Linked DNA regions of Homo sapiens: region 1 is linked to region 2. Evidence: read pairs that join two places in POLR2A ChIA-PET (ENCODE). Cell type or tissue: A673. All regions are shown on one strand. Each heading gives the region's core, and the rest is flanking DNA. Links, peaks and the distances in the headings are about the cores only. Region 1 has its middle 22 kb from the start of ROBO3. Region 2 has its middle 35 kb from the start of OR10G7.

Evidence for each region. Peaks named below come from ENCODE experiments on the same cell type or tissue, not always from the same donor. Only the 100,000 strongest peaks of a DNase experiment are listed, where the experiment ranks them.
Region 1: POLR2A ChIA-PET joins it to region 2 with 8 read pairs; 1 of 35 experiments calls an interaction of 5 or more read pairs at or near these places.

The regions. Positions count from the first base shown.
Region 1 is chr11:124,841,503-124,845,887 of GRCh38, reverse strand. No RefSeq gene overlaps it. Among named protein-coding and RNA genes, the nearest start is that of ROBO3, 22 kb to the left of the region's middle. RefSeq lists enhancers at 2,170-2,731, 2,732-3,295. In A673, for the core only: no CTCF peak of the experiment used is centred there; a DNase peak (open chromatin) is centred at 2,557; H3K4me3 peaks cover 808 bases; H3K27me3 peaks cover 3,398 bases.
Region 2 is chr11:124,074,159-124,078,543 of GRCh38, reverse strand. No RefSeq gene overlaps it. Among named protein-coding and RNA genes, the nearest start is that of OR10G7, 35 kb to the right of the region's middle. In A673, for the core only: no CTCF peak of the experiment used is centred there; a DNase peak (open chromatin) is centred at 2,263; H3K4me3 peaks cover 1,170 bases.

The DNA.
Region 1 (4,385 bases), core at 309-4,308, 770 kb before region 2:
TACCAGGCAGAATCCAGGAGCAGAGGGGCGCAGTGTAGGGGAAAGGCAAGGGAAGGACCAGAGTCAGGTGTCTCGCATCTCACCTGTCACCCCCTCTGAGGCTAATTGATTCCAGACATGAATAAGGGGCTCTCACTTGGGGTCTTGAAGGACCCCTGCCCTGCTCTGGCATCTCTGATGCTCTCCCAGTGGGAGTGCCCCAACCCCTTCCCCACGTCCTCCTCCAGGAATAAGACCCTGTGCGATGCAGGGTGATGGAGGGAAGAACAGGAGGGGGCGGCAGGCAGGGGGGCCCTCTCCTCTGCCTAATCCTCTCATTACCATCTCATAATCAGAATCACGCTTTCAATGTAAATGGGGATGTTAAATATTGGTTTCTCTAGACACAAGCTCCTTTGGAGAAAATTATTTATGCTCCCCCTTTTGCCAGTACTGGTGGCCCCCACAGTGGAGGGGGGGATGGTGCAAAGCATTACTGAGGGCTGGGGGCTTTAGAGTCAGACTGGTGGGAAGGTGGAAGTGTCTGACTTCCGCGGGGGGAGACTGATTTGTTTTAGGTTGGCCTGGGCAGCCTCAGTTTCCCTGATTCAGCAGAAGAAACTCATCCAGAGGAAATTGGCTCATTTCAAACTCATCAAGACTTGGTAGGAGCTGATTGGCTTCCGGTCTCAAATCATTCTCGACTGGAGAGCGATATGGAGTTGTAGATCCCAAAATCAGATTACTAGGGGAGGGGAAGGGCATTCACGGGAGAGCTCAGGCTCTTTGCCCTGTTGCCCATTGCTAGAAACTCCTGGCATGTCCCAGGGTAGTGACCTGCACTCTCCAACCAAGGACAAAAAGTGGCAATGTCCTTTCACATCCAGAACTTCCTGTTTGCCGTTTCACAGCAGTCCTGCGACACAGGGAGAGCAGCTACCATTCCCAACCGGCAGGATGAGGCTCAGAGTGGATAAGCAACTCACCCAGGCTCACACAGCTGGTAGATGACAGATTCATATGGTAACATGGGTTATCTGAGTCCAAACTCACCCTCATCCCTTCGCACCATGCTCTCTTAAAATTCAGGCTACTACTCCTCTGCCACTTGTAGGAAGATGGGGAACATTTGGTGTGTCCGTCTTTTGACTACAGAAGAGTGTGCATTGAGGGTGTGCGTTGAAGGCGTGGGGGTCACTGCCTGAGGTCAGGCAGAGGTCACTCTCAGCTCTACTGCCGCAGTTAGGACACAAGGATGCGGACTGCTGGAAAAGCCATCACCCTGCCTGCTCTCTCTCTCTGTTCAGTGGCTCCATCCCTCACTGCCTTGTCTCTACTCTGGGTTCAAAACTGGGAATGAATGTGAATCACAAGAGTCTTGAGCTCTTGGCCTCAAGTGATCATCCTGCCTCAGCCTCCCAAGTAGCCGGGATTATAGGCACAAGCCACAGAGCCCGGTAAGTTAATATTAATAGTATTAATAATTGCTTCTTCTCACATTTGCTTAGCATTTTACAGTGTACAAAGTCCCTCTCTGGGCCAGGCACAGTGGCTCATGCCTGTAACCTCAGCACTTTGGGAGGCCAAGGCGGGCAGATCACTTGAGGTCAGGAATTGAAGACCACCCTGACCAACATGGTGAAACCCAGTCTCTACTAAAAATACAAAAAATTAGCTGGGCGTGGTGGTGGCCACCTGTAGTCCCAGCTACTTGGGAAGCTGAGGAAAGAGAATCACTTGAATCCGGGAGACAGACATTGCAGTGAGCCAAGATTGTGCCACTGCACTCCAGCCTGGGCGACAGAGTGAGACTGTGTCTCAAAAACAAAAACAAAGCCCTTCTCTGGATTTGAGGGTATGATTTGATGCTCACACCCGCCTTGAGAACTAGCACCACAGCCTTATGCTAAGGATAGGGCACAGGTTCTGGGATCAGCCTGTGTGTGTTCACTTCCGGCTCCACTGCGTATTAGCTGGGTCAGTCCTGGCAAGTAGCAGTGCGACCTCAGGCAAGTTAAGACCCTGCTCTCTGCCTCAATGTCCTTATCTCTGAAGTAAAGACGATAATAACAGAGCCTACTTCCTAGAGCTGTTGGGAAGAATCAATAAGATTATACACGCCAAGTGCTTAGAGTAGTGTCTGGCACTCACTAAAAGCCATTTTTAGGGCGGGTAAGGAGTGTGAGCCCATCTTACAGACGCAGAAGCTGAGGCTCAAAGGACTAAGTAACTTGTCTAAGGTTACTCGGTTGGCACGGCAGAGCTGATCCTTAATTCGGATCTGGAATGCAATCTGCAGGTGGTCTGGGACCCATGCCCAAAGTTCCCTGAGGAGAAGAAGAAAGTGGCGGTCTCCTGAGGTCCTTTGTTGTGTTTTAGATGGCAAGGCAGGCTCTTTTGCTGTTTAGCCGGGTTAGCCACAAGCGGAGGAGACCGACTTCAGTGCGGCCGGTATGACTTGGGGCGACCCCTCCTCCCCCCCGCCCCTGGCTTGAGGCGGCGAGAGGAGCCTGGGGCACCATGTGGCTTGCGCTAAGCCGCTACTAGAAAGAGAGGGCGGGAGATGCCTTCGGAGGACCCCCTCCAGGGCCTCGGAGAGGCCTTCCGCGGCTCAGCTCCCTGCGTTTAGCTTTCTCCTCATTAACTCCCCGGCCTCATTAATCAGCCCCGATGAAATGCGCCCCCGGGAACGCTGCCCGCCCGCTCCGCCGTTTGGCGCTTTAATTATCCTCCCAGCGGGAGGAGGCGGGGTTGGCGAGGCTGTGTGTGTGTGTGTGTGTGTGTGTGTGTGTGCGCGCGCACACACACACACACACATACACACACGCGCGCGCACACACAAACGCACACATGCATGCACAGGTCCGAGGATGTCCGAGCCAGGCAGAGCCTGGGTCGTGACCCAGCCAGGGCTGCAGACCCGGCTGGCCTCGCAGGATATTACCTCAGCCCCAGCAGCCCTAATATCTCCTGGGCATCTGCCCAGCGAGCCTACTGCCATGCGGTCGTTTGCATCAAGTCCCTTCCCTGCAAGGGAAGGGGGTCCTCTTTCTCTCCAAAACAGTCCACAAACCTTCATCTCTTTTGTTTAATTTCATTGACTAACCAAATCCTTACTGGCCTGCACCTACTTTGTGCATTGGGAACATGGTTGGGAACATGATTTAGGAGATGGAGATACAGACATAGCCCCTGTCAGGCATCAGGAAGCTTCCACACCGGCCAGGAGGGAAACAAGTGAAAAAGCAAACCAAACAAAGAGCAAAACCACCCATCAGTGGCAAGGTCCTCATCTTAAAGTGAGCCAGAATGCTGTGGAAGTGCGGAGTAGGACATGGAATGCAGTCAAGGCTTGCCAAGAAGGCCTTTCCTAAGATCAAAGCCTGGAGTGGGACTTAAGCTAGAAGTGGAAGCCAGCCAGGGAAGCAGTGGATGTTTAAAGGAGTAAACAGCAAATACAGAGAGGACATAACATAGACAAAACTGTGTGCACAGAGCCCTGTGGCTATTCCGTCCAGCTGGAGGACGGAGTTGTGACAAGGAGACAGCATGAGGTAAGGAGCTAGCCATGGCAGAGCCCAGGACATGAGGAGCCTTGTGTGCTGTGCTAATGTTGACTTCGATGTAACCTAAAGGCAATGAGCAGTTAGTGACGGATTTTAAAGCCAGAGAGTGACATGGTTAGACATATGTTTTGGAAAACCTCATTGCGAGTGAGGAGGATGAGTTGGAGGAGGACAGGAATGGAGGAAGGGAGGCTAATTAGCAGGCTAGGTGGCTGATTGGATGTGGGAGGCAAAAGAGGGAGTGGAGTTTGGAATATTCCCAAGTTTCCTCTGCAAGGTGTGTTTGCAAATGGGGAGGAAGGTTATCTTGAAGTGGTCCCAGGTCTCTGGCTCAGCTCAACTTGCAGGTAAGGCAGAAACCAGCTGGTCTTCCCTGTTTGCTTTACCCTCGTCTTGGTAGGCAGCCAGGAGACTTGTCTTCCAGTCTCAGGAAGGTAAGCTACTTCATCAGCTCTCTCATCTATAAGGTGAGAGACTTGGATTGGATCTGCTTTACAGACTTACTCCTGCAGGGCAGGGGGTCCAGGGTCTAAGAAGATCAAAGCATGCCAAGGCAAGAATGAATGCCTACTGAAGGAGGCAGTGCCCCTCAGCCAAAGTCTGCTCTAGTCTTGCTGGAAAAGGACTCAAGGTTGCCAGATATTCTACAACGGAAGCCAGAGGTCAATGTTTTTAATATGACATCTTCTAATTTTAAAATGCCCAATCAAAATATACTTGGTTTGAAACACATGAGATATATTTAAATCCATTTGTTCATAAGTGATTTAAAAAAAATCGTTGGTCACCATTAGGGGAATCTGAGGAATCACCTCATTATTTTGATAAATAATAAGGGAA
Region 2 (4,385 bases), core at 250-4,249:
AGATCCTCACCCCTTCCCTGATATCTCACCCTCCACATCTCTTCATCTGTATCCCTTGTAGAATCCTTTAAAATAAACTGGTAAGTATAAAAAGTGTTTTCCTGAGTTCTATGAGCCACTAGCAAAATAATCGAGCCCAAAAAGGGGGGTTGCAGGAACCCCAACCCTACGCCAGCATTTCCAGAGGCCCTGACTTGTGACTGGAGCCTAACTGGGGCGGGGGGTGGGGGGGTTTGGGAGGGCAGTCTTTCTTGGGGACTGAGCCCTCAACCTGTGGGATCTGATGCTACCTCTAGGCTGACAGTGTCAGAATTGAACTGGAGGACACCCAACTAGTGTCTGCAGCAGAATTGATTGGTCACTTGGTGTGTGGGGAACCCTCTCCCCACAACAGAAGTCCCCCATGTGGATTATTGCTATTGAGTGAGACAGTAGGAAATAGGCACATTGAGTGTTGTTTATGCCACTCTCAAACTATGAAAAAAACCCAGAAGATCCTGAATCAGGGCACCAACACCACCCATCTGAGACTGAAGACCAAAGCTGCTCCAGCAAGGATGGAGCCAGAAATCCACTAGCCAAGCAGGCTGTGAGGCCGGTGCCACACCTCACCAGGGTCAGGGGTTGTGCTAGAGAATAATCCAGGAGGGACTCGCAAATGAGAACTGTGCAGAAGTTATGATCAAAAGATGTATGGAAACTAACACTCTTAAAACACACACAACAAACTCTAAAATCAGAACAATTTACAGCTTAAGAGATAGAAATACTCTGGGAGGCCAAGGCAGGTGGATTGGCTGAGCCAGAAGTTTGAGACCAGACTGTGCAACATGGCAAAACCCCCATCTACAAAAAATACAAAAATTAGCTGTGTGGTGGAGATGCCTGTAGTCCCAGCCACTGGGGAGACTGAGGTGAGAGAATGACCCGATCCCAGGGAGGTTGAAGCTGCAGTGAGCTGTGCCACTGTGCAGCCTGGGCAACAGAGTGAGATCCTGTCTCAAAAAAAGAAGGAAAGAAGGAAAGAAGGAGAGAGAGAGAGAAAGGAAAAGAAAGAAAAGAAAAAGAGAAAGAGAAAAAGAAAGAAGGAAAGAAAGAAGGAGAGAAAGAAAGAGAGAAAAAGAAAGAAGATGGACTACCACATCTCAAAGAATTTAAAATATAAGTGTTAAGGAGACCATAAAAGGAAAAATATTATTTTGAAACAAAAATAGAAAATGCTGAAACAAGGCAAGCAAAAGTTATGACAAGATGCCCATAGAAATCTTATAAAATTAATACATTATAGCAAAAATTTTAACATGATAACTGAATATCAGACTAACGAAAATAAATTACTAAACCAGATTTAGTTCTGAGAATCACCCAGAAGTAACATACAAAGATTTTCTTTTAAATAAAGAAAATTAAAAATTGATAATTTGCAACAGTTTCTCTAGGTATCATATCCCGGTTTTATGAAATTCTAGAGGTAGGTGTGCTATTGTTTCTCCATCCTCCAATTCCTATTTTATATCACCCCTTGGAAATCTTTCTTTTTGTTCTCTAATTTTTATTTTTTGACGTATTTTGGGAGCTCATAGAGCTCCCCTCTCTTTCAACAAGCTCCATCTAGTAGGCCCAGTAGATTCCAATCACATTAGGTGAGAATTATCAGAAGATTTATTCAAGAGGATTATTTTTTTCTCTTCAAAACTGTCAGAGGTGTTGGAACCAGAGAGACTCCCTCTTGAACAGGGGCTGGGTAAAATGAGGAAGCTGCTGGGATGCCTTCCCAAGAGGCTAGGCATTCTAAGTCACAGGATGTTTATAGTGAAGGGAACAGGTTAACAAGGTTTACCAAACAGACCCAGGAAACAACAGACCCAGGAAATGTCCCGATGTCCCAATATATTAGGAACAAAAGCATTTTTAGTTTAAGAAGAAGTTTCCCTTTAAAGATAATAATAGAGATTTTTGTGGCAGACAGTAGTTACACGACGGTTAGTCCCTTGCCGTGATGGCCGCTTGCGGGTGGTCCGGAGCAGCCGCTGTCGTCACGCTGGCTGCAGCAAGGAGGCGTGGGTGGTGGCGGCACGAGCTGCTGCGGGAGCGGCAGTGGCGGTGGTGGGTCCCCTATGTCCTGTGTCCCCAAGGCGGCTGACTGTGCCACCCCTATCCTTCCGCAGCCGGCAGAACCCGCTCCCAGGCACGGAGCCTCCATTGCTCTGGACCCTGGTCCCATCGCCGCTCTCATCTGCAGCAACTGCTGGGAGGGTGCAGGGAGGAGGTGGAGCTGGGCCTGAGGCAGTGCCATCCTCCACGGAGCCGCTGGGAGCCAGGGACAAGGACAAGAAGGAGCACCCTCTCCCCAGGCCCCCAAAGCCCACCACCCTGAGGGCCACCGCAATGGGGCTGGGCCAAGCTACCCTCCAGCACAATCCGGCACTGAGGGGCAGGCAGAGCATCCGGACCCCCTACCCCAGGCTGTGAGGAGGCGTGGCCAGGGCTGTCTGCAAGCTCCAGGAGGCCAGGGGAGCCCCACCCTCCCAGGCACGGGACTCTGGCATTTCTGCTCTCTGTACCCTCGAGGACCCGGAAGGCCCTCCCGCGAAGGCTCAGGGTTGTCTGCTCCCACTGCCTAGCCGCTCGCCACTCCTGGCACCCACTCCAATCTCAGAGCAGGGTTGGGGCTGAATGAACCCTGGAGCTGTCACAGGCCGGCTGGGTGTAGCCGGGTGTGTGCACGCTGTGGGCAGCACTGATACACCAGCCCCCTGCTGCCTCGGCCCCCTCCAGACTTTGAGCATCCAGGAGCACAAAGGCTGGGTACGGGGGAAGCTGAGTGGTGGGGGGCTGAGGGCAGCTAGGTGCTGGCCTGCAGGTGCCCCTGGGGGCTAGCAGCCTGGGCGGCATGGACAGTGTCAGGAGGCAGACAGACTCCTGGGTGGAAGGGGTCAGGTCCCCCAGGGAGGGTCCGAAGGCTAGGGGCCAGGCTGCTGGTGGAGTGGGGTCTTGTGGTGCCTTTTCCAGACCTGCCCATGGCCACCCATGGACCAACTGGCACACACTTCCTCTCCTCTGAGGTCCATAAAAGCCCTGGGATCAGCTACAGCAGGGTAGATCAGAGGATGGAGAGGTGACAGGATGATCAGCAGCAGAGAGGAGTTACACTCTCTGCTGAGAGCTGCAGAGGCAATGGGATGACCTGCTGCAGAGAGGAGCCACCACTCTAGGGCCTCTTCTCTGCTTAGAGCTGCAGACAATGGGAGGACCCGCAGCAGAGAGGAGCTACCCTCAACACTTGTTGAGATGACCTCTAGCAGAGAGGAACTACCCGCTCCCTAGGAGCTGAACACTTGTCAGGACACTCCGGCTGCAGAAAGAAGCTCCCCACTGCAGGTCCCCTCTGAGCTGTTCTATAGCTCAATAAAGCTCTTCTTCCTCTTACTCACCCTCCACTTGTCTGCATAACTCACTTTTCCTAGTCACAGGACAAGAACTCGTGACCCAACGAATGGCAAAGCTAAAAGAGCTGTAACACAAACAGGGCTGAGACATGCCCCTTGCTTGCTCCCTACATTGCAGGTGAAGAGAAGGAAAGAAGAGCTGTGGCCCTTTGGGGATCCCAGACCTGGGAGCTCCCCCACAGGGCTGTGACTCCCTCTTTGGGGCCCTGCAATCTCCAAGCTTCCAGGCACCACCATGGTCCCCAGTGCCAGCTGTGGAAGCTGCTTGCAGTGCACCTGGTCTGGCCACAGCCTTGCAAAGAACCAGCACCCATGCCGGCACTTGGAGCTGCCCACCCCACTGCAGCAACCAGCCTGTCTGACTGTGTGCAGTGGCCAGACCTCACACTTGCTCACATACCCTTCACCGCTCCCACCTTACTCGCCCTTGGGAGACATGGGATCAAGGCCAGTAGCGTCAGCCAAGCACAGCCTGCAAGGCCAAGTAGGCAGAATGAGCCCAGTGGGCCCCACCAAATCTCAAGCAAAGGCGCCACTGGTCACAGATGTTTCCGGTCAGAAAAGTGACACCCCAAAGATCCCCTAACAGTAGACCTTCCCCACAATTGTTTTGCTTTGTTTCTTATATATAAACAAGCATTGTACCTAAGGTGGACGTAATTCTTCCTTTTGCTTTTGGGAATGTCCTGCTCTGCCTATGGAGTGGCCATTCTTTCATTCCTTTACTTTCCTAATAAACTTGCTTTTGCTTTACTCTGTGTATTTGTCCTGAATTGTTTTTTGCACAAGATTCAAGAACCCTCTCTTGGGGTCTGGATTGTGACCCTTTTCTGATAAAACAATTTAATGTTTTATATTGAAATGTGCTAATGTTGAATTTGTAAAGATACTATCAATAAAGAAAAATACAAACAATAATTGTTTTTAATCTACTGA